Regions from separate parts of the Mus musculus genome. Here region 1 is linked to region 2. A link is a loop called in an ENCODE intact Hi-C map of the cell type or tissue named here. Cell type or tissue: heart. All regions are shown on one strand. Links, peaks and the distances in the headings refer to the core of each region. The heading gives the core; the rest is flanking DNA. Region 1 has its middle 270 kb from the start of Gm46220. Region 2 has its middle 280 kb from the start of Gm31330.

Evidence for each region. A loop is a pair of places that touch in the nucleus more often than their neighbours do. Peaks named below come from ENCODE experiments on the same cell type or tissue, not always from the same donor. Only the 100,000 strongest peaks of a DNase experiment are listed, where the experiment ranks them.
Region 1: a loop joins it to region 2, with 1.9 times the contacts of the local background. A loop is called at or near these places in 2 of 42 quality-filtered maps.

What each region holds. Positions count from the first base shown.
Region 1 is chr10:37,783,699-37,800,520 of GRCm38, forward strand. No RefSeq gene overlaps it. Among named protein-coding and RNA genes, the nearest start is that of Gm46220, 270 kb to the right of the region's middle. In heart, for the core only: a CTCF peak has its summit at 9,389 (motif pointing left); no DNase peak of the experiment used is centred there.
Region 2 is chr10:37,712,252-37,729,073 of GRCm38, forward strand. No RefSeq gene overlaps it. Among named protein-coding and RNA genes, the nearest start is that of Gm31330, 280 kb to the left of the region's middle. In heart, for the core only: no CTCF peak of the experiment used is centred there; a DNase peak (open chromatin) is centred at 8,720.

The DNA of each region.
Region 1 (16,822 bases), core at 5,453-13,452, 72 kb after region 2:
CAGAGGGACAGAGGGAGAGGGAGAGGGAGAGGGAGAGCATGTAGGAGAAGACTGAGAAAACAGGTCTCCGTTAGCCATGATGGACCAGCCCCAAGTGCCAAACTAAAATTCTTCTCCAGAACATCATACTTCTGGAGTAGGAATAACTCAGGAAGATTCAAACAGCAAGTATTGGGAAGTAGCCAGTCTGGTATTAGAGAATTAGAACAGGGGTAATCCTCTAGTAATTGGGCAGAGCCTAATAAATAAATCGTATCTTAAGTCTTAATCATTTGAAGCTAGATGGGATAAACATAATTCATATTATTTTACAAGTAATTATTTGTTTTTCTTGGGAGAAAATGATGCTGCCATTAATTTAGCAGTTACATGTTGAACTCAATTAGCAAAATATTCATGTTTTTTGTGGACTTTTTAAAAACACAAAATTCTCTTTCTGTTCCTTTTTGACATACTTTGATTCTAACTTCTGCATTATTGATGAAGGTAGTGCTGTGATAATCATAGGAAGAAGAACAGTGTGCAAAAGGAAGTCTCTTTCTTGACTGACCTGAGAGTTTAGTATATTATTGTGAGTTTCTTTTGAGAAGATGATATGGGATTTATTTAGTAAGTTTGTAGCCATATGATTGTTACTATGGCACATGCTACAAATTTGAACACTGATGGGTTGTTATATCAAAAGAAGGTAGAATTTACTAAAGTCAAGGAGGAAGTAAATGTTTCTGTAAGAAAATGCAGCTTTGACCAAATGTGGAAATGGAGACCAGCATGCACAAAGATCTGTGATGGATGAAGAAGCATGGAGTCTAAGAGTAAACAGGGCCTGACAAGAAAGGGTTGACTAAAACATAGGAAGAGCAATATACCCAACTACAAACGTGACAGCCATTTATGTTATGTAAGGTAACAGTTTCTAGTAGCCACATTTGAGAAAATGATACATTAATTTTTAGAAGTGTTATTTGACTCAAAATAATCAAAATTCTATTACCATATTTATCCACGTCCCTAATTTTTTGTTACCTATTCTTTGAATTCAAGTTTTAATGGTAAGTTTACAGTGGACCCCCATCAGAATTTTTATTTGGAATTCTTGACACTATTTAAGTCTTACAAACTGTAGAGATGAAAAAGTAAATTCATCAGGGTCACAAATCCCTTCTGGTCCATGCCAGCACCGGGGTACCTTGGGCGTGGAGTCTGCGGACACCAGCAAGCTCCTCACAGGACCCTCTACGGGATCTTAAGACCTCTGGTGAGTGGATCACAACTTCTACCAGGAGGCAGGTCTGAACACCAGATATCTGGGCACCTTCCCTGCAAGAGGAGAGCTTGCCTGCAGAGAGTACTCTGACCACTGAAAACTCAGGAGAGAGCTAGTCTCCCAGATCTGCTGATAGAGGCTAACATAATCACCTGAGGAACAAGCTCTAACCAGAGACAACTATAACAACTAACTCCAGAGATTACCAGATGGCGAAAGGCAAACGTAAAAATCTTACTAACAGAAACCAAGACCACTCACCATCATCAGAATGCACCACTCCCACCCCACCCAGTCCTGGGCACCCCAACACACCCGAAAAGATAGTCCCGGATTTAAAAGCATATCTCATGATGATGGTAGAGGACATCAAGAAGGATTTTAATAACTCACTTAAAGAAATACAGGAGAACACTGCTAAACAGGTAGAAGACCTTAAAGAGGAAGCACAAAAATCCCTTAAAGAATTGCAGGAAAACACGACCAAACAGGAGATGGAATTGAATAAAACCATCCAAGACCTAAAAAGGGAAGTAGACACAATAAAGAAAACGCAAAGTGAGGAAACACTAGAGATATAGTGGATGCTCACAGTTAGCTATTGGATGGATCACAGGGCCCCCAATGGAGGAGCTAGAGAAAGTACCTGAGGACCTAAAGGGATCTGCAACCCTATAGGTGGAAAAGCATTATGAACTAACCAGTACCCCGGAGCTCTTGACTCTAGCTGCATATGTATCAAAAGATGGCCTAGTTGGCCATCACTGGAAAAAGAGGCTCATTGGACATGCAAACTTTATATGCCCCAGTACAGGGGAACGCCAGGGCCAAAAAGTGGGAGTGGATGGGTAGGGGAGTGGGGTGGAGGGTATGGGGGACTTTTGGGATAGCATTGGAAATGTAAATGAGGAAAATACCTAATAAAAATATATTTAAAAAAAGAAAAAGTAAAAGTAAATTCATATGTCCACCCTGTTTTGAACCTGAAATCTTTCCAATTGTTAAATTGTATATCCATTGTCAAATTTGAATTTAGCTTGTGAAAGTGGATAAAATTAAAAGCTTTATGCCTCAGTCTCACGAGTCCCATTTAAATGCTCAGTAGTCCCAAGGCGACTGGCAGACACCCTGTTGCACAGTGCAGAGCAGGAAGCCTTGGCTAGATCATGCTCATATCATCAGCCTCATTCCAGGATCTGTCTTCATTTCAAGGGAACAGCATTGAATGTACCTGTGGATGGCATGGTAAGGTTTGAGGTAGGAGAGATCAACTGATGTGGAGAATGGATGGAAAATAAGAAAACATATCAGATGAGTAAGCTAATCTGGAAAATGATGCTGCTGATGGAGAAGATGCTCTCTTCTATGAGATTATTTTCTTTCTTAAAAAAATAAAATCCATAGGAAGAGATGATAGAAGAAAAATGAAGAAAGACATAAAAAGGCAAGGGATCTTCACTATTGCTTGACCAATGGAAGAAGAGTTTAGATAGAGTTCCATGGGGATGGCTTGTGTGGGTCTACAGCTCTGTTTTGGGAAAATTTAGTATAGTATCGCTTAGGTTGCTCATGAATCTTGAAGCTTCTTCATTTTCCTACTTAGAACATGATCTGGAAGAATTTTATAACTTAAGATTGTCTGGTGTTCTCTCCTGTTATGACTGATACATCCTCCCCATGTAATTTGAAAGTTCTTGATAACATGGCCAAATGATGCACTTGTTACATAGTAGACTACTATGAGTAGTCCAAAAATAAATGAGTAAGTAGGTGAATAATTGAATACAAGCCAAGAGTTCCCCACCTGCTGCATTCTAGTCTCAGAAATTTCACATCTTTACTTCCACTGCACTATAATGAAATGAAACTCACAGAAGATGGGACAAAAATATCAATTCTCAGTGGGAAGACTTTTAAAAGATTTGGAACCATGTCATATAACAACCTCAGAACAAATCTGGGACAGCCTCACTTGAAGGTAACTTCAGTCTTCCAAGAAAGGTAGTTGAGGACATAGGTGAAAATCAAAAGAGGGGGAGAACATAGTAATAAGAGTTTAGTGACTATTGTATTTAGTAGTTCTTATAGTCTGAATGAGAGCTTCTAAGAATGGAGTGGAGCTGGAATGTTGTGCATTGAAGGACTGCATTCATTTACTTCTCCATAAGAAAGATAAAGGGTAGGCAAGGCAACAGGGTGGCTGCAGGAGCTGCAGACAGACATGGACTGATTTAGCATGGGCTTCAGGAAGGAACAGTGTGTAGCAGTTTTAAATCTTCTGAAATGCCAAGAAAGATAAAAATGGATAGATGTCGGTTGTGGTTTTGGGCATCTTGTTGAGCATAGTTAAAAATTATTACTGTTATATTGTAAAGCCTGCACACAATATAAAACATGAATGCCCTAGATTGAGAGGAATTGAGTCAAGCAAAACTAGTTATTGGGTGTCAAAATGACAGCTTTAATTGGACTATAGTTGGAGATAAATAAAATAAATACGTATTTTTTCTTGATTTTTCCCTCTCATTATTATATCTTAAATTAACTACTTACTCACCTATTGTAAAGTAAGATTTTATGCTGTGTTTTTCTGCACACAATATTATAGGCTCAAGAGTAAAATTATTTCACTAATATTGCTAAAATGTGTTGTAAGATTATAAAAGTATCTAGACACTGTGGACAGAGTACAGAAATGACTTTAATGACTGCCACAGTAGACTACAGACTTTCAATGCTAGGACATTTCCATATCTTGGTTTTGTTCCCAGTAAAAAAATTTTCACAGTTTACAAAGAGGATCTAAAAGTTTAGTTACTTAAAAATCTATACATACACACACACACACACACACACACACACACACACACATACACACACACATCATTAAATATTAAATGCTTTGAGCATATGCATATATCTATAAATATTAGAATAAGGCTATTCCATCTCATCATAAATAACAATATGTATACCTTTAATGTACATTTGACATAACTTTATATGCATATATTTAAAAAACAAATTTATAGTAATTTTGTTTTGGAATGATAAGTTTAAAGATTCTAGAAATAAAATCACTTTCCAAATCTTTTAAGTCTTTTTCTTCTCCTCAATTGGAAATGATGCTTAATAAACGAAATCAGTCTGTCTTCTGTATCAGTAACCCAGATAAATCCTTTAAATACCTGCTTCCTTGGTGGTGGCTGAGCTTGGTGGCACCCTGTCTGATTCCATCCTGTCATTTATTTCCCTGCTCATTGCGCAGAGCTGTTGCTACTGAGTCAGCGCCAGTCCATGGGACTCCAGTGCCAGAAGCATGTACTGTACACTAGGCTCAAATCAGTTCACACCGCTGCCGAAACCTGGAAGAGAAGCCATGGAAATGGAAAAACACAGTGGTTTTTGGATTAACTCCTTTCACACCCCAATCAGAAATACTAGCTTTCTTCACTTCAGACTTAGTAAGCAAATCTACCTAAGATTCAAAAGCTGAGTTCAGTTTGATGCCAAACAATAAAATGCTGGAGATGCACTGAGTATGCTGTATAAACATTCATATGTTTCAAAACTGTGTCCAATGTTTGACAGACACTTAACCAGAGAAAAACAAATTCAGATTCAGTAACTTTAACATCCCTGTGAGACAACGGATTTGAGCCTTTGTAAGAAGAAATATCTCAAGATGAAAAACCAAAATAGATGCGCTTAATTAAGCTTCACAAGGCATTGAATGCCCTAACTCCATTTCTCCATTTACAAATAAAAATAAATAAATAAATAAATAAATAAATAAATAAATAAATAAATAAATTTTACTGCTTTAAACATCATCTCCCCTTTGCTTAAAGATTTGGCCTTAACACATTCACTCTTTGCTTACAGCACAGCTCCTTTTGCCTCTCTGCCTTCAGAGCCCCTATATCTTAAGATAACAGGATCTCTCTGTTGGTAATTGGTTTATTTGTCCTTAATTACTTTCTTCTGGAGGTTCTAGCACCTGAGTGATACACCTTACAGAAAATAATTATGGCCTCTCACAGCATCCACGGTGCTAGGCAGAGAAAAGTAAGATATAGTATTTGTTTGCTTTTGAGTAAGTATTGGCTTACTTACTGAAGAATTTGATGAGCCATTTGCGTAGTGTGTTTGAAATGAAAGATACTGATTTCTCAGAGGAAGAAGCAGTCTTCCAGAATTATTTATTTTATCAATACAAATGTCGATGAGCCAAGGCAGGGTTAGAAGGTGGGACATCTGGCAGAGAGAAACAGAGAAGGAGAGGGAGAGGGAGAGAGGGAGAGGGGAGAGAGGGAGAGGGAGAGAGGGAGAGGGAGAGGGAGAGAGGGAGAGGGGAGAGAGGGAGAGGGAGAGGGGAGAGAGGGAGAGGGGAGAGAGGGAGAGGGGAGAGAGGGAGAGGGGAGAGAGGGAGAGGGAGAGAGGGAGAGAGGGAGAGGGAGAGAGGGAGAGAGGAAGAGAGGGAGAGAGGGAGAGAGGGAGAGAGGGAGAGAGGGAGAGAGGGAGAGGGAGAGGGAGAGGGAGAGGAAGCTGAGATAACGTACAGAGGCATTTACCTCAGAGACAGAGGAAGACTGTCACATGAAACTGAGGACCAAGTAACCAGGAATGTGGCATTTATAAAATGGGACATATAGGATATTAAGTTACGAGCTACTCTGGGGAACAGGCCCAAGCTATTGGCCCAGGCACTTATTCCTGTATAAGAATTCTCAGGGTCATCTTTTGATACACACTGGTCATGCAAACTTTATATGCCTCAGTACAGGGGAATGCCAGGGCCAAAAAGTAGGAGTGGGTGGGTAGGGGAGTGGGGGAGAGGGTTTGGGGGACTTTGGGATAGCATTGGAAATGAAAATGAGGAAAATACCTAATAAAAATATTAAAAAAGGAAAAAAAAAGAAATAGTAGCAAACAGAAAAAAAAAAAAAGAAGAATTCTCAGGGTCATTATTTCTGGAAACAAAATGGTGAGGTGGAAAAACACAAGGTTACAGATGACACCAATGCCTCTCCTAACTCCTCCCAGATCTATCCCACCTCCTCTCATCTACAACTTTGTGCCCCTTTTAAGTCTATTAATTCCAATTTGTGCTACCCATCTGTATTTGCTCATGGAGCATGGTGGACCTAGAAGAGGCCATATCTTTAAAGAAAACTGTTCTTCCAGAAGGTACTGATCATCCATAGCTCCTCATGGTAGGATTGGGTCTAATGAATCCTCTGCACAGTGTGTTTAAATGCTGACTAACTTTAACTAGTATTGACAGGCTTTGTGTAGGCAACCACCCTATGTGAGCTCATGAGTGCAAGGGCCATATTCTGTTGAGAAGAGAAGACACTGCCTTTTTCTGTTCCTCTTTGAGCTTTTGCTTTTGTGCCTATACTCTTTTGTTTTGTTTTGGGTTTTTTTTTTTTTTTTTGAGACAGGGGTTTCTCTGTGTAGGCCTGGCTGTCCCAGAAATCTGCCTGCCTCTGCCTCCCAAGTTTTGAGATTAAAGACGTGTACTGCCACTGCCCAGCTTCCTATAATCTTTTTTCTCCTTTTTCCTTAATAGTTCCAGGGCCTCAGGAAGGTATTATGGTATTGATGTCCCATTTGTGTCTAAGCATCTCCCTAAAACTTCTCTGTACTTGGGCTATTTGTGACTTTCTACATGAATTCCCTCCCTTCCCTTATGTTTAAACCATGGTTCTCTTGTTTCTCTATAAAACTATCTTCTTCCTTTGAAGACATCACCATAGAGTATTATTAAAATTTGTGTTAAATTGGTGTGCAATTCAATTATTTCTAGAATGAGGAACTTGAAAATAGAAGTTGAATTTTTTTATGTTATTGACATGATGAAAAGGAAATTATATTTTTTAAACAATTATGTCATTGAACTCTGAAGGGACTGATGAATATTAGAAATAGATGCTCTGTTGTTTGTGACTAGAAATATTCAAATGTTCCATGAAGCTATTCTTTGTCATTTGGACTTTATTTGACTTCGACATTTTATTTTAGTATCAGAGGCTGTTCTTTTCTCAGTAGTCTAAAAGGATAAAAGCAGTGTTTTATGTTCCCACATTATCATGTCATCAGGAAGAGTTAAAGACTTACTTTATTAAAAACATTAGGAGGTTAAATTATTTTACCATGGAAATATATCAAAAGTGAATTATACATATAGAAGGTACATTTTACATTTCACCTCTTGTTCAAAGATTCAGTATGAGGACAATTATTCAGGTTATAATTAAATATTGGCATATATTTCAAGTGATATATCTCTATCTATCTATCTATCTATCTATCTATCTATCTATCTATCTATCAATCATCTATCTATCTATCTATCTATCTATCTATCTATCTATCTATCTAATCACTTGAAATAAAGACAGAGACTTTAATGAGGTTGATGATCTTGGCATGATCTAACTATGCCTCCCATTCCGTGCTGTGTAACAAGGTATCTGCCAGTCTTCTTGTAACTTCTGAGCATTTAAGTGTAATTCGTGTTAGTGAGGCATTGGGATTCTATATTTATCCAATTTTACAAACTTTAAATTTAAATTTAACAATGGACATGACATGCAATTTAATGATTAGAGAAGATTGCAAGTTTGTTCAGAACAAGTTGGGCATATAACTTTAGTGTTTCAACTATATAATTTATAAAATTTAAAGAAGGCTAAGAATTTCCAATAAAAACCAAGTTTCCTGCTTGAGGTTCATTGTAAGTTTAAAATGGATATTGGATTTCAAATAGAGTAGGAAACAAAAGAAATGATAAAATTAACAAGTTGAACTGGTGTAATGTAATTAGGAAAAAAAATCTCATGTAATTCTTTCTGTGCAACCCAGGGCTCAGATTCCAAAGCTTTCTGAAGGGTATTTGAATCTATGTTCCTGAAAGAGCTTAGTATAACATCCAGGATTATTTATCTTTATGTGTCTTTGGTTCTAGAGGGTGTTGGCGTTACAGGCTCAACTCAGGAAATATGGTCTGTATTTCATATAAAAGATTGTAAAAAATGGGGTTGCTTTTCATTTTTTTTTAAAATTGGTTTGTAGAATTTAACAAGAAAGCTGTGCAGTAAATGAAGATGAGTTAATTTTCTCTGAGTATATTTAAAGGCATTGAGGATGACATCCAGCTAGGAATATGAATTTTTCCTTTTCATTTTGCAGTCCAGAGTAGAGAGACATGCCTGCTATATGTGAACCATGTGGAAGGAGGGCCCAGACATAATGGGCTTATGCAAGTAGGTGAGAGAGTGGGACAGAAAGAGTGCAAATGAAAGAAGGAGAAAAGAGAGAGAAGAGAAATGAGAAAGGAATACTGTATGTAAGTAAATGTTTTTATTAGGAACCAAGATGGACTCACAGAGCGAGAAGAACACTGGAATTTCACTAGTATGTGTCACTGTATCTTTGACTACTTTATTGAGCTCTTTTCCCTAACCCCCTCCTAACATTTTTATCCCTTCCAATGCCTTGCAACTCCTGCTCCAAACTCTAGGTATAAGAGAAAGAAGGTTCGAAGGGAAAGGGGGCATCAATATCATTATACTACTCCCTGCTGTTTAGGGGCATGGAGTTCTTTGGGGAAGTCCAATTTTATTGTCAGGATATCTCCAACCAGCTGCCAGCAACCAGCAACAAGAGTAGCAGCAGCAAGGGCAACAGCCTCTGCTGCCTCTCAGGGCTCTGACATTTTCATAGCCTCTCAAGAGTTCCTAGAATTCTAAATGTAAACTATTGGCAGCTAGCAAAATCATGCTCCTGCTGGAGCACAAGGCAAATCATAGTTTGCTGTGGGTAAAATCTGAGGCAGCCCCATACCCCACACATTGGAATGATGATGATGACGACGACGATGATAATTAAACCATATTCTCATACCATTTCTATATTTTAGAAACTCAAAATCTCACTACAAGTACGCTTGATTATTGATAGGTCATGTTACAGAGAGACTGGGAAGATAACTTTGTGGGGCCTGGAGAGATGGCTTAGTAGTTAAGGGCACTGTTGGTCTTCCAAAGGTCCAGAGTTCAATTCCCCCGCAATCACATGGGTTGCTCACAACCATCTATAGTGCCCTCTTCTGGCATGCAGGTGTACATGCAGATAGAGTACTCATAGACATAAAAAAAAATCTTAAAAAAATATATTAGCCTATGATGGGTACCAATAGCTTACTTAATGGATTCACCTAATTGTGTGGTGGATTTGTTTATAGGCTTCGTTTGAAACTTTGGTTCCTGGATTTGGTAGTGATAACATCTTTTATTTCTAAAATTAGAAATTATATTCTTCTCCTTTTGCTTTTGTTAACTCAGGTAATTGTTTTGGCACATTTTAACTTAGAAGTCCAATCTTCTTAAAGTTTATATTACTGTTCACATTGTGGGACTCTTTGTGTAATTTTCTCTTCTGAACAAATTTTCCTTTTAATTATAACTGCCACTCTCCATGGGCAAACACGCCTGGTTAGGGCAGGTGCTCCTCTCATGTGGGATGCTGGAAGGGTCTGCACGGGGAGCTTCCTGTCTGAGTCCTGACAATGATCTTCTTTTCCTTGCTTTCCTTTGTAATTTATCCTACAGTTTGTGACTTTTCTTCAAGATTTTAAAGAAGTAGCTTTTTTGTTTTGTTTCTGTCCATTGTCCTGTTTTGTTTCCTTTCTCTGTGATTTCTACTACTTCTTTTGAATTTTTTTTTTAATTTGAAACAACAATTTTTGGCTGTCCATGGGAGGTAATAGGCTTGAGTTTTTTTTTTCTTTTATCTTCTTTTTAATATCTTTAATTAGTGTCTTAGTAAATATTAATTTGCTGCATGAACAATTTTATTTGTCATAGTTTAATTTTCATTTAATCAATCCTGTTCAAATATTAGAATAAAGTATTTAATGTATAAAAATTGGAAAATAACAATATGAAACTTCCTATAGAGATGCTTGAGTTTTTGAGGAACACCTAGCATTTATAGTCTCACACTTTACAGTTATCTGCAATTACTTTCTTGTTTAAATGGGAAACAGTCTAGAAGTTTTTAAATAAAATGTATGAAAAAACTGGTGTGACATATGGGTGGCATGAACCAGTCAGTTCAACTGGCCCATGTACAATCGATGTTCATGTGCTGCTATTCATGCTTGCAGTTTTGGCCTTGTCAGGTAGTGTTTCCAAGTGCTGAAGCTCATTTAGGCTGCGTAAAAGAAGAAAGTTAAAACCAAAAGCTAGGAATGAAACCTTCTATTTCTCGCCTCTAGTCAGGATAGAACTAAGGACATTTCTGATCACTGTATCCAACCTGCCTAAGTTCAACTTGTTGCTATCATTGTGACTCCAACTGGAGTCTGATAAAGGAGTCCGAAGTTAGGCAGTGATGCTTACGAGGAAATGCCACTGTGATATCATAGTTACTAACAACAGAAAATTAGTGTACTCTGATTATTATAGGCAAAAAAGTAAGTGACCTTTCTAAAGAGATCCACTGGTAAAAATAGTCACTAAGATGAAATCAGCCTCTTTGTGCTGAATAGCTGAGGAGGGGATACACTCCAAAGAAAACAATGGTTAAATTGGGTTCTTTTAACTTTATTTTTATTAGATATTTTCTTTATTTATATTTAAAATGTTATCCCCTTTCCTTGATTCCCCTACAACTCCCACCCATCCTATCCCCCCTCCCCCTGATCACTAACCCACCCATTCCTGCTTCCCTGTCCTGGCATTCCCCTACACTGGAATTCATTAAATTCTTAGGCAAATAGATGGAACGAGAATATATCATCCTGAGTGAGGTAAGCCAGTCACAACAGAACACACATGGTATGCACTCACTGATAAGTGGATATTAGCCCAGAAGCTCAGAATACCCAAGATACAATTCACAGACCACATTAAAGAAGAAACTGAAAATTGTTACTGAATTCCAGATAGTTTCTCTCTCTCTCTCTCTCTCTCTCTCTCTCTCTCTCTCTCTCTCACTCTCTCTCTGTGGTGTATGTGTGTGGTGTATATGTGCATATGTCTACAAAACAGAGTTTCCTATACAAAAATAACAACATCAAGACAAAACCCTGAACAATTTTCTTGAAAGTCGCAAGCCTGGTGAGGTAACAGTTGGTATTCCTATGAAGCAGAAATATAACTCATAGGTGGCCATAGTAGAAAATCAGTGTAGTGCTGACTATGCATCCGTGGTCCGTGCTGAGTTCCCTTCATGCTTCCAGACACACTCCAACTTCTGTGGACTCTCATAGCATTGCCTATTATGTTCTCTGATGTTTCAAAAACTGAAGAAGACACTTAGATACTTCTCTATGGCTATTTCTAGATTATCTCACATATCCTTTAATACAGATATTAGTAGCAATTGTGCTACAGTTATATTTTAACAAGTGTAAAACAAGTAGATTATGGTAGTCTCAGAAAAAACCTAATTTTTAAAAAAGGATTTTATTTTTGGTTTTTAACTCTGTGTGTGTGTGTGTGTGAGTGTTTGTGTGTGTGTGTGTGTGTGTGTGTGTGTGTGTGTGTGTGTGTACGTAAGTGTATTACATACATGCAGGTCAAAGGAGCATCACATTCATTGTTGCTAAAGCCTATTGTAAGCTGCCCAATGTGAGTGACAAGAATCTTGCTTGGATTTTCTGCAAGAGCAACAAGCTATTGCAGCATCTCTCTAGCCCTAAATTCTCACTTTAAAGTGTCTTGCTTCCTAAAATATCTGTGAAAAAATAACAAAAGCATTCACAAACATCAAAAATCAGGTCATGTTCCACTAAAGCTGCATGTATAACACTTTTAGAAACAGACATACAGAATAAGTACACAGAGGCATAGTGATCAGGGCGACTCCTTTGTGTCTTCATTTCTTTCTGAGCTTTGTTTCATATCTTGTTTTTTTTTTTTGCTGCAATAATTCAGATTTCCTTCAACCACTTTTATTTTACAGGCCTCACCTTAAAAAATTCCTAGGTTACAGATAGCTTTTCATGTCTCTGTGATTCTAGAAACCATGTGTATTTTTCAAGTCCAGCTAGGAAATTATCTCTTTGGTTGACGCCCTTCAGTAAATTTCTGTCTGTTTCTGTCTCTGTCTCTGTCTGTCTCTGTCTCTTTGTCCCTGTCTCTGTCTCTGTCTCTCTGCCTCTCTCTCTCTCTTTCTCTCTCTCTCTCTCTCTCTCTCTCTCTCTCTCTCTCTGTGTGTGTGTGTGTGTTTGTATGTGAGTGTGGGTGGGTGGGTAAATCCTTAAATATTTGAATGACCAACTTTGTTCAGAGATCTCTGTTTACTGAAGTGCAGTGGTTTTCTGGTGTCTTGTATACATTCTCTGCTTATAAAATGGTTAATTAAGATAACATCCCAGAGGCTGATAGACTCTACAGATCAATTCTATAGTAACTTAACAATTAGTATTTCTGCATGGCGATTTACACTCGAGGTGCTAGAATAAAGACACAGTTCTCTTAGATTTTATGTTGGCTTCTAAACTACAATTAGTTCTAAGATGGGGCTCACTTAGTCAGGTTAGCAGGTTTGTAGAGCCATGTGACTGTTACTTTTACCCTTTTCTCAGGAATTCAATGAGATGACTGGAGAGTGGCCAGAAGATGGGCATGGAGTTGGGAATTGAACTATAAATACACAAACAGAAGCAGGAAGAAATGGCACATTGGTGGTTTCTACAAAAGCAAACTACAAGAATGCATATAGGCCTAGGATCCAGGGAAGGCAGTATGCTATTAAGAAGCTTACTATTAAATAGAATTCAATATCTATTCTGAACAAATGTATTCCATGATCTTTTGAGAAATATCAGAAAAAATGCTAAAGTTTGATTTGTTTTATATTTGTTTAAGTAAAAATTTGATTCAAGGTCATGGAATAGGAAAATGGTCACTGCTATTTAGATAGGCGTTGTTGCAAGCAGTTGGGTAGGAGGAAGAAGATAGAAAAGGGAGAAAAAAGTAACATATTGGAAAATCTAAAAAACAATTTCATAAAACAAAGCTGATGAGTTAGAGAAAACAGCCTGTGCATCTCCTCAGCTTGCTTTTTTCAGACCCCCAACAGGAGGAAGTAATTCTGCTCTCTAAGGGTTGGAAAGTGGAATACTTTCAATTAGAATGAAGCCTTAGGTCTGTTCTCTCTCTCTCTCTCTCTGTGTGTGTGTGTGTCTAAAACAGTCTTAATTTGGGTGAAATAGTTTTGTGGAGCTGTGTGCTTCTCTGTCTGTCTCCTCTCTCTCTCTCTCTCTCTCTCTCTCTCTCTCTCTCTCTCTCTCTCTCTCTCTCTCTCTCTCTCTCACTCTCTTTCTCTCTCCCCTTTGCTCTCTCTCTCTTTCTCTCTCCCCTTTGAGGCTATTAGTTTCATAGATTAAATTAAGAACCTGGTATATCATGGGCCATGTTTTTAACATGTTAGTAACTGAGTTCTACAATAAATTTAAAGGAAATGCTGAAATATAAAACTTCCTCTCAAATTTGAGAAACTGTGATTGTTTAATTCACTAGATGAATTTATTTCCTTTCTTCAAAGTGAAGGACACTATATCTGCCCATTGCCTTGTGGGGCAAGGTAAAATGTCTGATGGTGGGATGGTTGGAGGAGGATTTGTTCTCGAAGGACTGTGGTTTGTGATGGATTAGTTAGTGTAGAATTGCATGTCTTCGTGTTCTGCCTTTCAAGAAGTCTGTAGAAGGTGAAAAGAAGCAGAGAATTTATAACTCTTACACACATATTTATTTCAGTGATGAGAAATTAAAAATGAACCAGATTTCAGAAACAAATGTCTCCATTAATGAAAAGCCCCGAGAACAGAGGTTTGGTTACCATCACTGCAAGGGAGCCAGCTGTCATAATTCTGGCTCAGTTGGATCTTTAACGTTGGGGGGTCCCGCTCATTATTTCTGGAATTTCACATAATAAGTGATTCTCCGAGGATACTAGCTAATGAAAATACCACCCAGCCAAGTTCTCTTATTTCTTCCTCCTTTTTCCTTCCCAAGTCGGGTCTCTCATTACAAACAGTGCCTCAGTTCTGGAAAAATTCTCCCCTTGCAGCAACTGCTGGTATCTAGTTTTACCCTGTATAATCATGCCTAAATAATAGGAAGATAGCATGTTCTTAAAGAAGATTGTGTTTTGTTTTTATGTTCTTAGCATAAAACATGTTAGATACTTTATAAAGTTTCTAATACTACGCCGTTTAGCCAGAAATGATATCATTAAACAAAACTCAAGGCCTGCATGGACTGCATGTTTCAGATTAGCATATTTTTCTCAAAAAATATTGAAGTATTGTCTTAGGATTGCACTTTGATTATATAATATTTTATGCTATCTAGTTTCTTTGTTATTGGCAAATCCCTTGTCATTATTAGTATTTCAGACTGAGAACCTCTATCCTGCTACAAAGACTAGTAAGTAGTAACATATGCAAAAACAATCTGTCCTGTGGAATTTACATCCATACATTCCTTCCCTTTGAGGTATGTGAAATCTGAGCTTCTATGGTTCTATGGAGTTAGATACTGTGACAGTCTCTCCCTGCCTCCAATCCCACTATGATAGTGTGTGTGTGTGTGTGTGTGTGTGTGTGTGTGTGTGTGTGTGTGTGTGTCTAGGCAATGGAATAGTCACACCAAAAACAGCAAAAGATGAGCATTATATTCTTAGATAGTGTGGGATGTCTTTCCATTTGAATTCTGAGTGATTACTGTCATTTTTCAGAGAAGAAATGAATTTGTTCTTCAGTTCTTCAGTTAGCTAGGTTGATAGGAAATCCTGCAGGGACATTCACTGTCAGAGCAGGATGGTGAAGTAGAAGCAGCATCCACCATAATACCTGATGTTCTATTTTGTGCTCAGTGACATGGACATGACACACCTTTTATTGAACCCCCAGTGTGTTTCTCAAACAGAGAAGAGTGCAGCAAGGAAAAAAATTGAGATAGCTGGGGGATCAGAAACCTGAAAACTCCACTGTATCTCTGCAGCCAAGGTACATGGACTTGTGGATTTTAGCATGTGCTTTAAGATAAACTAAAAGACCATCCCCAAGAGCCTCACAGTGAAATGCTTCCAGAAGGTTCCCGTCCAGCAGCATTGTCAGCAAATGCCTCATATCCCATCATTCCTTGATAATTTTAATTCCAAATTCCAACCACCTGAGTTAAAATGGACCCTTTTTTTGGCTCTGAATTCCTATAACCATTTTGGGGAGAATTATCCTTCCTGAGAAACATGAACTACAGAAGGATCCAGATTTGGCTTTTCCATAAGGACATGCCCACACAGTTAATCATGACAGGAAAATAAATTAATTCCTTAAAAAAACCTTCCCATAAAACATTTTAAAATCTGTGGTCACTCATCCTAAAGAAGTTTTAAACACTTCATAGGAATTCTAGTGAAGTTTTTGGGTAGTCAGCTTCCCAACTTTCTGGAACTGTAATTTAAAATGTTTTCCATTCAATTCACATCTGTAATTTTTTTCTTTTCCTTTCTCAGCAGATGGCCTACTTCACAGAAAAATTAAAATAGAAACCATGAGAGTCAACTACCTCAACTTCCTGCTGCCACATCCACAGTCTTCCTTCGCGAGCCTCTTCCTAGCCTCCTCCCCTTCTGGCTTGAAATAGGAAGCATCTTTGACTTGATTTTTGTATAGATTTTTCTTGACACAGTCTCTGTGAAGCAAAACTGGTGTCTACCTAGCAAAGTTTTGTGATCTCCTCCTGGTTTCCAGCCAAGGATTTCATATTGATATGTTGATTGTGTCTTCCAAGTCACAATGAAGATGACTAGGCAAATTATAAATGAGATTATCATTGTATAGTGTACTGGCTGGTTTTGTGTCAACTTGACACAGCTGGAGATATCATAGAGAAAGGAGCTTCAGTTGAGGAAATGGCTTCAACTGTAAGGCATTTTCTCAATTAGTGATCAAGGGGGAAAGGCCCCTTGTGGGCGGTGCCATTTCTGGGTTGGTAGTCTTGTATTCTATAAGAGAGCAGGCTGAGCAAGCCAGGGAAGGCAAGCCAGTAAAGAACATCCCTCCATGGCCTCTGCATCGGCTCCTGCTTTCTGACCTGCTTGAGTTCCAGTCCTGACTTCCTTGGTGATGAACAGCAGTATGGAAGTGTAAGGCGAATAAACCCTTTCCTCCCCAACTTGCTTCTTGGTCATGATATTTGTGCAGGAATAGAAACCCTGACTAAGACAAATTGGTACCAGCAGAGTGGGGTATTCCTGTGACAACCTGACCATGTTTTGGGGATGACTGTGGAAGGACTTTGGAACTTTGGGCTTGAAGATCCATTTGTTGTTAAGAGCTCTGTCAGATGTTGTGTAGGATCTTGGAAGATAATGTTGAGAACGGTGCAGAAGATGGAGGTCTGGTTTGTGAAATTTCAGAGGGAAAAATTAAAGACTCTTTTCAGGGCCATTGCTGTTTTGATTGTGAAGATTCTGTAGTTCTGGTTAGCTGGGGCTGAAGAATCAGCTGTGATTAACAAGATACCAGAA
Region 2 (16,822 bases), core at 4,733-12,732:
CCACTCCTGCTTCTTGGCCCTGGCATTCCCCTGTACTGGGACATATAAAATTTGCAATACCAAGGGGCCTCTCTTCGGAACAACAATATGAACTAACCAGTAGCCCCAGAGCTCGTTTCTCTTTCTTTTTACATAATGTATGTATGATAGTAATACCTACTTTATCAGACATTTGCAAAGCCTAAAAGAGATAAAATACAAACACTTGATGAGCCTGCAGTTTTAGCTATTACATAAGCAGGTAGGAATAGAATCCAATGAGCACTTCCACAGATCAGACACCATGCTAAGGTGTTGGCTTATATGCCATGTTACATCACAGCACCAAAGACCCAAACTTATTATAGTTTGTATGTTAAAGTCAGCTTCTATTTCTACTCCAGGATGGCGTTTGGAAATTCAATCATGTCTTTGCTCACAGTAAAGAAACAGAAAAGGAAGTTTCCCTTTTCTCCATTTAGAAAGATGTCCATTCACCTTCTTGGCTACATCTAGCTGTAACGAAGCCTGGAAAACAGAGTCTTTATTCCAAGTCGTGACATGCTCAACTAAAAATTTTGGATTTAATTAATAAGAGGAAATGGATATTTCAGGGATAAATTAAGATACTTGCTACAGATGTCTAACATGTTAATTCTTCAGTGTTGATGTGAAATATGTATTATAAAAGGAAATAACATATGACCCGAAGAAGAAACTAGAATATAGAATCTTTGTTTTTGAGCTTATTTATATCTGTAGGTGTGGTCAAAGTAAAATAAGGAGAAACACTGAAAACATCCATCTAATCTCAAATTGCCTATAGCCAGCCCTGAGAAGATGTTTGTTAGAAAATGGCCTCTCAGTATATGATTGCTGGTATGCCCTGTCTCCCCTTCCTCCTTTCCTCCTTTCCTCCTTCCCACTCCCTCTTCCCTTCTTTCTTTCTCATGGTCTTTAACTCCTAAATGTAGCAGCACTTACATGAAGTCCATGTACAAGCCACGTTTTTGTGTTGTCTAAATGAAATGTAACTTTTTAAATAAATAAATAAATAAAACCAAACATTTCATGTGGCTCTGAGAAGCAGAACCAAATGAAGCCACCTCCCTTGATGCCTCAAGTAAGAAGATTTGGAAGGATTCGAGAAATGATGCAGCAGCTAACTTCTTCCACTAAAATCCATGCTTCAGAATGTCTCCACTCATTTTGACATTGTGCTTTCCTATTACAATATAACTCAAGTCATCTTCAAAGCATCCTAACTAAAAGCTCTTTCCTTGGTGCACCGGTGATGTGAGAGGTGGATTCATGGATAGTCTAGAAAGAAGTCCTTTTTTTCTTCATAGGGGCATTTCCTGGGAGGAGTATTTTATTCTCTCTGTCTCTCATTTTAAGATGTGGTCTTCTGGTCTTGAGCACACTTCTGTTAAGAGGACACCTGCTGTGATCTATGCGGCACTATGCATTTTGGATAATTAGCTTGCAAAACTTTGAACTAAGTTGTTCTTTATAAAGATAGCCTATCTTGAGCTTTTTATGATGCTAATGAATTTTTTCCTATTTTTTCCTAGATATTTTTAGTTCCTGCAAATTTCCAATATACACATTTCTGGATATAATGTTCTTCCTTTGACTAACTCATTTTGTGATGTAGGTAGTTTTACATTGTATACTAGTAACAACTGTCCATAATCTCATTTGTAATAAAGAAAATTTGCAAATTGATTTCACATATATAATCTATATTAGCTTGCTACATTACTTAAAAAATTATTACAGATTTGTTACTTAAAGGAACAGAAATTTCTTCTCAGGAATTTTGGAGTTCACTGGTTCAAAATCAGTTTATTTGAGAGACTCTTGAGAAACCTTCATTCCACACTCTATGTTGCAAGGGGGTGCTAGATTCCTAGACATCCTTTGACTGAATTTGTCTGGTTTCTGCTTCTTCCTTCACCATACTTTCTCCGCTATTTGTGTATATCTTGGTTTACTACTATTAGGGTAGCTATCATGGTATTTGGAACATACCTATATAAACCAGACTAATCTTATCTGGAAAGGTATCACTTAGTTGCATTCAAAAGCATTGTGCCCTTTACAAACTCTAGGAGTGAAGCCTAGATGTCTGTGGGTGTTGTGGTGGTTTGGATAAGAATAGTTCTCATATGCCCATACTTGAACACTTGGTTTACAGCAGTAAAACTGCCTGAGAAAGATGATGAGATGTCACTCTGTTGGAAGAGGTGGGTAGGATATAACCCATTTCTAGAGTACTCCCATTGTTTCTTAGTTGTGATTAAGGTCTAAGCTCTCAGCTGTTCCTGTCAGCATGCCCTTGTTCCACCATATAGCATCTACCATCTGAAATGATAAGCCTAATTAAATACTTCCTTTTACAAATTGCCTTGGTCATGGTGTTTTGTCACAGCAATAGAAACCCTAACTAATACAGGTGTCTATTTTCCAACTGTCTTTAAAATTGCATAACTTCTCATATTTGGCAGTACTATCATGCGCAATGGTCACAGTTAAGGTCTTTGTACTGGATGTTACAAATATCATAGTATTTTTCCCTTTACAAACATTTTTAGCAAAATGTGTTTTCCATTAAATAAAAATTTCTTCTTATAGAAGCAACTTATCCACATTCCACATATAATCTGACAGCTAGTTCCTGGATTAGACAAAAGACTTCCAATAACTGACATGCCAGACCATAAGCTCTTCTCAGCTGAGTGACATTGGCCTTCTCTTGAATAATTCAGAAAATAGGACAATAGAAACCACAAAAATGTTTGAGATTGTTTTGCTAAGGACTTCAGCATCCAGTAGGCATTCACAACCTTGGGAAGACTACTTCTCTCTGACTTGAAGCACAAACCTCTCTGCACTGGACTCAAGGATACCTGCTTCCCTAGGTGAACAAGAATTTACTTAGCAGCCTGTACTGTCAATATTCTTGAAAAGAGTCTTGCTTCAGAGTGTCTGCAAATATGACACAGTTTCCAGAGTCAAGGTTAGAACTGGTGAATTCTCCAAGACAACACACACTGTAACCAAAGTAAAAAGTTATATTTCAATAGTCATTTTTTAAAAAATAACAGGCAATTTGATTAAATTGGCTCTAGTTTTTGCCTAGGGGTTATCAGGCATATACTTAGCCAATGCATAATTTTGTGTTGATGGATATTTTGACTACAAACTATGAGAAACAGCAGAAAATATTCATTCATGTTTATGTTGTACTAAATTGCACTTCTTTTAAATATTTATTATTATTCATCTAGCTCATATTTCAAAATAAGGTGGCTTTTATTCCCAAGTTTTTTGATGACAAAAAAAAAATCTAATCTTTGATCATGTGTGATTTTTGTGGAAGCACTTTTGATTGACTGGACTAAAGAAGAAAGAAGACAGAGTTCAAGAAGACAGATGTGAGAAATCTGGCAAAAGACAGCCCAGGATGAACCCAGTTTTTATTAGAGATTTGGGGTAAAGGGAACATGTTAGAGATAAAATAGGAAGCTGAGAAATGAAATTTCTCAATACTGGGATAAGGCTAGCGACATTTACATGACAGGAGAAAAGGTTTGTATTCTTAGCTCATTTGCCCATGGCACAACAGACTTGTTATTCGCCTCCACTCTGCTAACAACTTGGATCAGATCCTGCTGTGAGGCCTGAGATGCTCAACTCAATGGGTATCAACAGCAGCATTTTTCCTTCCTGACAATGAAATGTGGAAAGAACCGACTTTGGTATCAACAGCAATTAACAGTGTTTTTCAGTGAAGAACATAAATCCAACAGTAGCTGCTACTTCAATGATTCATAGATCGATTTCTTTTAAAGCCTTATAGGAAGGATCAAATGGTGCTGATCCTTCCCCTTGAAGAATGATTTTTCTGTAATCTAGATTGAAAGTGAACTTAGTATCATGTATCTGGCAGGGTTTGTGTCACATTCGGTCACAGGACCAGGCCTACGGTGGCCTTCCTGACAGCAGCAAGATAGAGAGACCTTCTGACACATAACTTATTGGTACCATAGTTTTTTTTTTTTTTTTTCTCATTAGACCTTTGCTTTTTCACATTCTGTGTCTCTCATGGTGCAGAAAGATATCTTTTCTCTGGTTTACCTTTGTGTCAGAGGATGATTTAGTGAACTGATGTAGGTTTTCTCCCAACAACCTCCATTTGTTTAAAATTAAATTACTATGCCCAGTGGGTTACCAGACTGGCCTTGTCACCCATATTATTTCAAAGGACAGGTAGATTTAATGGATCAGGATAGCATCTAGTTTTTTTTAATGTTATCTTTTAGCAATGATCTTATGCATAGTAAAGAAAACTGTTAAGGACTCTTTGGGAAGCATTATATTCTAAATATGAAGCACTGACCACCAAAATAAGAAATTTGGAATTGAAGATTTTAATTTTGACTCTATTATGAGTTAAGTATAATCTCAGAAGAATTATTTTCTTGCCTACATTTTACCTTTAAAGTAGGAATAATAAGTTTTAATTATTTTATAAATAACTGGGATATATATGTATATATGTATTTATACATACATATATCTGCATATTAACCTATATGTGCATATCTACTTTGAAAATATCAGTATTATCTAAAAATGATAATATTGAGTATTTTTTATTTATTAGAGGTAAATATATACATGTATATGTATGTGTTTGTGTATGTGCTTACATGTGCATGATGTATATTCATTTATATAAAGATACATATATGGGAACAGGATTGCTTGTAGTTCTTTCTGTCATGTCCTCTGGTCCATGCACATAAAATTATGACTTCATTTAAGTGGTTCCATCTGGTACACAAAAGTAAAGTTGAAAAACTAATAAGCCTTCTCAATCCCAGACCACATCTCCCTAGAGTTCACAGTCTGGCATGCCTGGAAATAGTTTACAACATTCTATACTTTAGAAAAAAAAAACATCTTTTTTGAAACAATACAAATTCCTTTGGAAGCTGCATCTAGATCAGTGTTCAGCCTGTTCCTAAAACCACCTAATGTGTAGCTGAGTGGCCAGAGTGGCCTCAGCAGAAGCTCTTTTCTAGGCATGAAATGGGCAAGAGAGCTGCCCATGGTGGCACTCCATGAGAGGATGCTGAACCCCATCAAACAGTCATTGAGACACAGCTGAAAAACAAACAAAAGCAACAACCCCTCATGGGCCCTCCCAAAAGAAATTTTACCCACACTGAATAGGAAAAGAATTTCCATCCCACTTGTGGTCTTCCTTGTATAATTTGATTTCCTGCTCTGTGAAGAACAGGTCCATTCCAAAGACACTTTAAAAAAAAAAAAACTAGATATTTTCTTTATATACATTTCAAATACTATCCTGAAAGTCCCTTATACCCTCCCCCTGTCCTGCTCCCCTACCCACCCACTCCCACTTCTTGGCCCTGACATTCTCTTGTATTGGGGCATACAAAGTTTGCAATACCAAAGACACTTCTTGATGCAGGAGTTGTATGCATACCATTTATAAAATTTTAATGGAATGCAAGGCTGTCAATCAATCAGACTTGCAATTTGACTGACGTTACATGCTGGTTTGTGTAGTTAGTAGAAGTATACAATGAAGCCATTGCACATTAAGGAGCATCTCTATCCCACAATGGAAAGGAAATGCAAGGAGGAAGACGGGGTGGGGGTAGGGGGAAGAACAGTATAAAGAAATTTTGGAGTTATCATGCAGTATCTTGAACGGTTCTCTGTGGAGTTCATGCAATGAGCCACTTGTGGTGCTGTAGGGGCCTCCCACAGACCTGCAGAAAAGGCCTTGGCTTCAAAATGCAGGTCTGGTATGATCTGACCACCCAGAATGTGTAAATTATGTTTACAACTTAATAAGTTAGGAAGGAATAAAGCTAAAATTCTAATGTGTAGCATTTTCTCAGCTGCAAGACTAGGCTAGGGCTCACAGTTTCCTAGCTGAAAGGCACACATCAAATGAGGGGTGGGGGGGGGGTCTCAAGAGGCAGGCAATAGTCACACACACAAACACACACTCATACTGTTTGGTTAGTTGATTTTTGAGACAGCTGTCTCACTTTATACCCCAAATTGGCCTTGAGTCTATTTGATCCTCCTATATTAGCTTATCAAGTTCTGGGATTATGGGCATAATTTACCATGTGTGGCTTGTAATCAAAGATTTTATTATAGAAATTCTCTAGACTCCCATTCTCTAACAATATACTAGGAATACATACTGCCAACATACTATTCTACTTTAAATTTTATAAATGATTAGCCATTTGAATTCAACATATTTTGTAGTGAAAATTAATATGGACCACATGCTTGAATTCATTTTGGGTTTCCTGGAAGGCTACAGATCTTATCAAAACCTTTCTAAAATGTGTTTATTCCCACCTTTCTCAGGACTCAATGGGGATGACATTAGCCATCTTTTGCTACTTTTACCCTAGCACATCTTGTAGTAGGTGCCTATTGTAGATAGAAGGTTTTGTGGTTGTATTTGTGTCCCAGTTCTACACTGGAAGTCTTGTCTGGTTAGAAGAGATGCCTGTAATTATAACTATATCTATATTCTCATAAAACAAATGTTATGAACATATATATATGTATATATATATATATCACTCTGTCTTTGAATAATGCTCCTAAAATATACATCAAACTCATAGGTATATGTAGGAGTTAGAGATCCTCTAGCCAATGAATCATTAGCCTCATGAAAAACTACTGGTGAGTATTGTTGTATAACTATGTCATCTAAATTGAAATTTTGCTTTCTGAGCAGAGAAAGGCTCATAATATAAGGATATAACAGAACTTATCAGGTTTAGGAAACTCAGACTTACACAGGCTCTCTCCGAGGTTATAAAAAGAGTAAGCAATGGCTTGGGGAGATAACACTGTTTTTCATTACAAGTACTCTAAGTTGTATGGGAAGTTCAGGGAGGTAGCTATTGTGTGCTGATACCCATTCTGGGTTGAATTTATTGATGCCCCAACTGCCTATTAGTCACCTATAATCCTGTAAGTAATACCTCACCTCAGCTATACTTCTGTGAGTAGCTCTGAGAAACTCACTTGTTCACTAAGTTAAATACAATTGTTCTTGTTTCTCATTGGTGTTCTATCTGGGGTGAATTGATGTTTTTTTCACATCTCCCAAGAAATTTAATATCATTGCCTAAAGGAATAATTACAGTGAGCAAATATTTGGGCCATTCACTCATTTATGCACTTTGTTAACCCATATTTATTGTCCCTAGAGTGTTAGATCACTTTGTCCACCTTTCCTCATGATCCACTTTTTCTCCATAATTGTGCTGCCTCCTGATGAATTTGCAGTGCCAAAGATATGCTATGTATCCACTTATGGAAACTATCACTTTAGAGTATCCTGAGTATTTTTGCTTTTTTGGAGATGATACCCCTTATCTTGATGGATATACAATATTGTTGGAAATGGTAAAGAAATGGTCATATGCTACCCTGTGTCTACTTCTCCCTGGGGTGGACTGGCAGGAAATAAGTTTAGCCAGGCTGCTGGGTGCAGGCAGGATCTTTGTCAGTGGTGAGGTGAGTGCATGGGTAAAGAATACACACCTACTGGCAACAACTTCAGAGAACTGGTTCAGGTTATTGCTGTGAAACAATAGCTATTTATACCTTTGTGGGGTGAGTCGGGGCTATAGAGTTGAGTGCACATCATTGGCTGGGGTCATGACGCTGGGGATGCCGAATTTACATAAGGAGGAATTCCAGGTGCTACTGGACATAATCTTATAAAGGGAAAGGAGGTTTAACCTTGCTATGGGATACTTGACTTCCTCTGATGAGACAAGGTTTAGGGGCACAGGGCTATCTGTGTCAAAACATGCAGGCATGCAGGGCTATGCTGATCTCAGGATGAGATTTCAAGGGTTTGGACACTTCTCAACCTCACTCTTGCTCTGGACCTGCTCCTTGTCCCATAGCTCACTGGCCCCATAATCAGATAAAGTCTTTGTTTTCAGAACTGACAGTCCAATGGATAGAGGACTGCACAATAGGATGGACTATTATGTGGTAGGTGAGTGATGCACTAGTATTCAGAAAGAACCAGTTTTTCCTCCTGGCAAATTCTTTCCCAGACCACACACTCAGAAAAGGTTTTCTCAGTCACTGGAAGATAACACCCATAGTGAGATGACTGGAGTATACACGTAAGTCATTTTGAACCAGGTGGGTTTTGGATAGTTTCAAAATAAAAAAATACAAAGCCTGTGGTTATGTCTCAGTTATAGATAGTGCACTTAACATGTACAGTGAAGAATGCTTGCTTCTTCAGTCCTTCTCAGCCCCAAACACCAAATGCTGATATTAGCAATGAAATGGCTAACCTCAGTCTGAGTTTCCCCATGATGTTTGGAAGACACATGTTTAATGTCTTAAACATTTTTAAGTAGTAGTCTGAACAGGCAAGAAAGTACAGAATGTTGTTGGGAGAAAAACCCATACTCCCACTGAAAGATGATCAAATATCTTAGATCCTTCAAAACCAGATGTGGACGTTGCGTTAGAAAGGTTTAGCCTGGGTTCACCTTTAAATGGTTAATGCTCATGAAGTCCTTGGCTGGAGGGCAGGACATCTGTGCAGGAAGAATGTGAGGTTGACTGACAAAAAGGAAGCCAAGTTAGATTCCTTCCTGAATAAGGGGCTATATTCAGACTGGCCAGCAGTAGAGTCAGGAAGAAGAAAATGTGCAAAAGAGGCTCTCAACAGCTGCTGTGGCAAAAGGAAACCAGTACTAGCCAACAGCAGTGCTGGTCAAAATAATTATCCAGAGTTTCCTTTCCTGTCTCCCTTCCCTCTGCAGCCTTGTAAGTAGAAGAAAGAAATAGAAGCCAAAGATAAGAAAACAATACACAAACAAGATTCAGCAGAAGCTAGTAGGAGGAGACTGAGGGTTGTTCAGTTCATAAGCAGTTTTGATCTGCAACACTCACATAAACTCTGGTTATGTTGGCATGAGTATGCAAACTCAGTATTTAGAGTGGATAAGGACAGAGACATGTAGTTCCCTCAGGTTTAATGGTCAGCCAGTTAAAACAATTGGTTGAGTTGTAGGATCACAGCATGACCCAGAGGCTCTATGTCTACTGGCATCTACTCATATTCACACATGTATACACACACACACACACACACACACACACACCATACACTAGAAGTGAAGGGTGAGATTGGTTTCATAGAGCAAGGCAATGAGCTAAGAATAGTTATAGAGACATCAAGCATGGAGATAGCAGAGCATGCACTGAGTGGCAGCTGCCTTACACTGTGTTGTAGACCAAAGGATTACACAGGTCTAGAACCTGGGAGATGCTCCTGAGATCAGCTGATTCTTCATGTATCTTTCAAGGCCTCATTAATTCTCTGCTCTCACATCCCATATTCTCTCTTATAGAGTAGCAAAACCAACAGAAACGGAAGCATAGTCCCTTTGCCTGCAAAACTCAGGATATCTTCATTCTTTATAACTAAGTAGCATTCCATTATGTATATGAACCACATTTTCTGTATCCATTCTTCTGTCTTGGGACATCTGGTTTGTTTCCAGCTTCTGGATATCACAAACAAGGCTGTTATGAACATGATGGAACATGTGCTCTTGTGGCATGGTGGGGCATCTTTCCCAAGAAGGTTATTGCTGGGTTTTCAGGTAGATCTATTTCCAGTTTTCTAAGGAACCTCCAGATTGATTTCCAGAGTGGTTGTACCTGATTGTAATCCACCAACAATGGAGGAGTGTTCCTCTTTCTCCACATCCTCTCCAACATCTGCTGTTACCTGAGGTTTTGATCTTAGCCATTCTGATTGGTGTAAGGTGGAAGGAATATCAGGGTTGGTTTGATTTGCATTTCTCTGATCCTGAGTTTTGCAGGCAAATGGATGGAATGAGAAAATGCCATCCTGAATGAGGTAACTCAAACCTAAAAGGATATGCATGGTATGTACTTATTAGTAATATTACCTCCCCCCAAAATTACAAAATACCCAAGATGCAGTCTACAGAACTCAAAAAGCTCAACAAGATGAAGGGCCCAAGTAGGATGCCTCAGTCCCACTTGGGAGGGAGAAGAAACAACCACAAGCAGGGAGGGGGAGGGGCCTGAAAGGGGATGGCAGGAAGAGGGGAACATGATCTGGTATTGGGGGGGAGGGAGGACTAAAGCCCTGAGGGCCAGCAGAAAGAATGGAAACAGGCAACCACAGGAGGTAGGAGGTTGAGGGAACCCTCCAGAATGTACCAGAGACCTGGGAGGTGAGAGACTCTCAGAACTCAAAAGGAGGGACCTTAGATGAAATGCACTACATTGGGCAGAGGGAACTTGTAGAGGCTGCCTCCAGCAGAAAGACAAGGCTTCAAGAGAGGGACGGGGCCGTCAACTCACACTCAAAACTCTAGCCCGTAATTGTTTCTGTCTGAAAGAACTGCAGGGATGAAAATGGAGAGGAGCCTGAGGAAAAGAAGCTCCAACGGCAGACCCAAAGAGATCTCTCAGACACTGGGCCAACAACCAGGCAGTATACACCAGCTGATATGAGGCCCCTAACACATATGCCCCAGAGGACTCCCAGGTCTGCGTTTAGTCAGAGAAGATGTACCTAATCCTCAAAAGACTGGAGGCCCTAGGAAGTTTAGAGGTCTGGTGGGGTGAGGGTTGGGGGATGGGGACATCCTCATGGAGACATGGGGGCAGGGAAGAAGTATGACATGTGGAACAGTAGGAGGGTGGGCTGGGAGAGGAATAAAATCTGGAGTTTAAAATGAATGAATGAATAAATAAATAAATAAATAAATAAATAGAAACACAACTCCTATAGTGATTTCCTAAAGGGAATATGTAGTTAATTATATAATAGTAATTTATAAAAACATTGGCAATTTAAATTTTATCCCTTGGCATCTAGTCAGGAGGAATACTTGAGGAAGATCAGAGTGGATAGACAAATAATAGAACATTTCCCTCACCTTTGGGATGGCAATTAGGTACAATTGTGCTGGTGCCCCCATACTGAGCACATAATTCATATGAGAAACACTCAGATGTAATTCTTAAGAGAAGGGCTTCCAGGCAGAGGTGGCACATGCCTTTAATTCCAGCACTTGGGAGGCAGAGGCAGGGGGATTTCTGAGTTCGAGGCCAGCCTGGTCTACAGAGTAAGTTCCAGGACAGCCAAAGCTACACAGAGAAACCCTGTCTCGACAAAAGAAAGAGAGAAAGAGAGAGAGAGAGAGAGAGAGAGAGAGAGAGAGAGAGAGAGAGAGAGAGAGAAGGAAGGGAGGAAAGGAAAGGGCTGGAAGCATTTCCCTCCATAGATGACTAGAAACTGAGGTAGTCTTCACCCCAATATTAATTTTACTGTGATTCTGGCCATGTGATCATACTTATCTACACACCTGTGATCTTCTGTGATCCTACATGTATGGAATGTAAAACAGGATTTTGTAGTGTGGCAGTATCTTTATGACATGGCTCCACTTTTTTTGTAATGACCTGGCAACTTCTGAAGTCTGCTTCCCACCATATTAAAATGAGCATGGAATGGCAGAGTCTACTTTTACCTGCTGAAATGGTTTTGTAATGAATTCATTTGAATATTTGCTCTCTTTTGCTTTATATTAGGCCTCTGCATGGGAGATGTCTTTCTCCACGTACTCATGAAAATCTCTTATGCATTCACTGGCAGCTCTGCATTGAGTGCTTTAGGTGTGATGTAACTAACAGCTTTTTCTCTTCTGATGTGATTTGTGTCTTCTTATACTAACTTTTACAAAGCATGTATACAGCTTCTATGCTATCACATATCCCACTGGTATCTACCACAATGGCCATTGTGACATCTGCTTGAATCGATCCTGTGATACGGCTTTCTTCGCTGTTGGCATAGTTAAACTTATAGCTGCTATAATTTCCATTTCTTCACTGCCCTGCAAGGGTTGTAATATTCTTTTTGTAATTATGAATATAAACATCTTCTGGGAAGGGATAGCTACACAGTCTCTCTGGGAACTAGACTTCTCTTTCTAAATATTTTAAGTAGAAAGCAGATATGATACCAATTTCTCCATTTTGGATACAAGGGAAAATACTATAATTTGAGATATATCATTTTGTGATTTACATTTTTACCTATTGCCAGGAAATGTGAAAGCACGATGAACACCATTAAGCCTTTTCTTATAACGTGTGAATTTGCTACTGGTGATGGGTGATACAGATGATTCAGAGAGTGCAATTGGAGCCTATGGTCATTTGGAGAGGCTTCCATATGAGATATCTGATGTCTGCCCACAGGTAGTCATGACCTGACTGATTCTATTTGGCATCTCTAGCCTTTCTCTATGATAAAAACAGAGTTGGATTATACCACTTATAAGGATATTCTCTCATCAGTCTATACCAATATGTACTAAAAATTAACTATCACAGGGGTTAGTTAGATAGCTGAGGATGCAAATACAACCTAGGCAGCCTCTTAATTTTGTAAATAGTTTTTTATTGGAATCTAGTTATGGATATTGACTAACATTATTTATGGTTTCTTTGGCTTGCCATAATGGCAATATTGCCCACGTTTACAAGTGTCTCAAAGCTAATAATACCTATCTTGAGGTTAGAGAAAATTTTCTGACTTATAAACAAGGACATCATACCAGAAATGAAATATTAGGCATTTAAGAGACTAATCTTCCACAAACCTGCATGGATACCATTGAATGTACATCAAAAGAACATATTTACTACAAGTAGAATTATTGCCATTTCAGTTAGATCTCAGGGCACACTGAAAGGAAGCTCAATATTCCAGAAGCCCCTTACATTGCCTCCCAGCCATCCGTTCCCTGTGAATACTGCACTAATAATTCATGTTATTGGATCTGCACAGCATGTACTTACCTGGTGATATCTTTATTCATTCAACATATGTTAGAAAATGCATTGTTGCGCGCGCTCTACTGGCCAGGAAGAACGACGCTGCTACAGGATCCTTCTGCACACGTTTATTCAGTCCTGTTTCTTCTTTCTCTATATCTCCCTTGTTTATATCTCCCTTGTTTTTATATCTCCCTTGTTTTTATATCTCCCTTGTTTTTATATCTCCCCCCTAATAGTAATCCTCTCTCGAATAATAATCCTCCCTCTAACCCGGGCCTCTCACTCCTTTTATACTCTCTCTCATCCACGAACCGCAGGCCACGCCCCCTCGCCAGTCACGAGGCTTCAGCTAATCAGGGCAGCAGGGGCAAATCTCCACCAAATTGGATTCACCTGTATCCTGGTACACCTGCGCAGCACTCAAGATGTTTGTGTCTTATATGAGGAAGTCAGGTGCAAGTCATATGACTTAGCTGCAGTCTCTGGCGCCTTTGGGACTGCCGCCACACCCGCTCCCCACAATGCATCCCATGATGAGTGACTAAACCAGTTTTCTGGAAGGGAGAAGGCACAAAGAAAAGAATGTCTGCTTTATAGCAGTTTTGTTTCTGTGGCTGCACAAGTGTACCCGTCATGCCAGATTTCACAGTGCCAATTTGTCATATCTAACTGTGCAGTTAGAAAGAGGGGATGTCATTGTTTATGTCAGAGCATATAACTCACCTGTGTGTATTATCAAGTTACATGGTTGAGAGAATAGTTGTGTGCAGCTTACTCTCATTTCTCTTTAGTCTTTCATAATGGGAATGTGACATTATATCATGATGTTTCATCGGTTATGTTACTGATAAATACACATCAGCAATCTCTCCTTTGTGGCTTTTATGAGTACTGCAGCCATTGACATTAAGTATAAATCTTTTGGTAAACATATATCGTTCTCTGAGTTAGCTATATCCCTGGTAGTGATAGAGAACAGTCATGGATATGAATTTGTTCAGCCTTAGGACACACTGCCAGCAAACCAGCTCCAGCTAGTAGGTCTGGGAGTCTCATTGCTTCCCATTCTTGCCCAGACATGGGGCTTTCAATCATTTTAGTCATTTAAAAAACTCTGTGTCATATAACATATTTTCCTTGATCACCAGTAGATTATTTTCAGATGTTATTTGACACTTTTCTTCCTTTGCATTTTTCTTTTATTTCTTGTTTTTACAGTACTGTGTAGTTTAAAGCCATAGTGTGAGTATAAGGTTCTTATAGTTGTATGTACCTATTGAAATGGATTTTAATGAGTGTCTTGCTTTTGAGTTTATGAGTTTAATAGCGGAAACATAGAAAGTTTGTATTTCAGACAGTCTACATTTCACTTATGGATTTTGGTTTATTTATTATATTAAAGATGTTTCTTCTAAAACCATCTAAAAGCCCTAACAGTTTACATTTTATCTGTGTAATTCATATTTGTGTAAGGTATCAAGATGAGATCCAGATTTTTGCACTTTTTGAAATAACCATTCTTCTTCATGGTACTAAAAATATTATCTTTATAAAATATTAGATGACAAACATCTGAGATCTGTTTTGGGGCTGTCTTTTCTTTCCAAGCCCAATCATATTCACTGTACCAACCCCACACCTTCACTATCTTAATAACCACATCTTTGTGACAGGCTTTCTATCTGCTAGTGTACATTTCCAAGTTTTGTCCCCCTTTCAAGATGGCTACTTGGCTATTCTTGGTTCTTCACATCTGTCAGTTTGGATAAAAATAACTGCTGGATTAGTGGTTTGGATTTCACAATTTATAGATCAAGTAGAAAATAATTGAATTATTTAAAGTATTGTATTTGTCTTCATTTCGATACTTAATTTTGGTATTTAGACTAGATGTCTTATCATACTAGATTTACACATAGCATATGATATTTGAGATACTATTTGTAATTATATAACTTCTGTGTTCAACTGTTTATCACTAAAATATATAGATAGAACTGAATGAGATAGAAGTTATAGAAATAAAACATGTATGCCACTTTTTTGTTTTGTCTGGCCATGATGGATAGATTTTTAGTAAAATTTGCACAGAAGAAATGATAGCAGCCGCTCTTATCCTGTAGCTAAGTTGAAGGGAACTGTTTTAGAATTTCACCACAGATATCCTTTGTCCGCTCTGAATCCCTTCCTCTTTTTCCATAAGGACATGAGCTGAGCCAAATCAAACCTTCAAGAGGCACACAGCTGTACTGTGCTCTTTACTTGTCTATCCAGAACACACACATTTACATTAGTCTAATGTTTCAAAAGCTAAGGAATTTTTATGTTAAGAACACAGAGATGGGCGTGGTGGTGGCACACACCTTTAATCCCAGCACTCGGGCGGCAGAGGCAGGCAGATTTCTGAGTTCGAGGCCAGCCTGGTCTACAAAGTGAGTTCCAGGACAGCCAGGGCTATACAGAGAAACCCTATCTCGAAAAACAAACAAACAAACAAACAAACAAACAAACAGACTTACTATAATTGATAGAAAATAAAAGAAGAATTCTAATCTCTGTGTGGATGAAACCAATGGTGCTGCAAATTCTACTTTTAGTGAAACTTACTGCCAGTCTTTCTAAATGAGTAAAACAGATACATGGAAAGCCCACTATGTTGTAGGAAGCATCTTGTCAGAATTTATATTATTTTTTGTCCTGTATGAACATAGAAATCAATATTCTGCAGAAAGCCTTCAATATGTGTGTATATCTTCCAAATATGCTACTCAATTATTTGCAAAGATTGCTTTGTACCACTCAGATGTTCTTTAACAAAGCAGTGGACTTCTTGGTCCATTACTGAAAGCACACATTACAGTGTCTGGCTCAAGCTCTTATAGGAGCAAGAAAAAGTATATTATGGTAACTTGCCTGTAAGTTGTCCACTGCTTCACTTATGTCCTGGTACTCACATCTTTGCATACTCCCATGTAGTGTTAAGAGCAGCTGACATATATAGCACTATGGCTATTTCCAAAATGAAAAAATATGACTGAAAATTTCCATGCTAGGTTGTGAAACACATGTGGTTTTTACCTTTCTCTACCCCATATTGCTTCCTATAGGCAAACATACTGCAGCATGAGGATATAAAGAGCTTTGGAGAATGTTTCCATGGTGAGTCTCTTTGGTATCTTGCCCATAGCCACCACCACACTACCAGGCATGTGAGTTATTGTACTGGAAGTGGGTGCTTAAGTGTTCATCCATTCATCAGAAGATAAAGCTCCAGTTCAATTCGATTGCATTGCCAAGAGACAATCTCAGGTGAGCTTTTATTGTTTTCATAGTATTGGCTGGAAGAGTACAAGCTGGGCGTGGTGGCACACACCTTTAATACCAGCACTTGGGAGGCAGAGGCAGGCGGATTTCTGAGTTTGAGGCCACCCTGGTCTACAGAGTAAATTCCAGGACAGCCAGGGCTATATAGAGAAACCCTGTCTTGAAAAACCAAAAGGGAAAAAAAAAAAAAATAGAGATTTACTTAGGCTGGGAATATCTCATGGTACTGGCAGGGTCTACTAACTGTATCACAATGTAGTCACAGATGTCACTTTGGGAGATAGAGTACTGTTCTAGCCTTAGCTACTTCTCTTCCCTTGTCAAGTCACTAGGGCCATCAAGAGGCTCCATTCTCAAAGGCCCAACTGCCCAAACCATTAACATTATTTTGGATATTCTCCAAAACACAAGCTTTAAAAGAATACATTCAAAAATGTAGGCAGAAGGGAGCCAGAACCACTGAGGTAAATTGCTTTGTGAATCATTAGCCACATAAAAAATATCAAATTATGTTATACATTTTTTTTAGGATGTTTAAGAATAAGTTTTCCAGCTGGGTGTGGTGGCACAC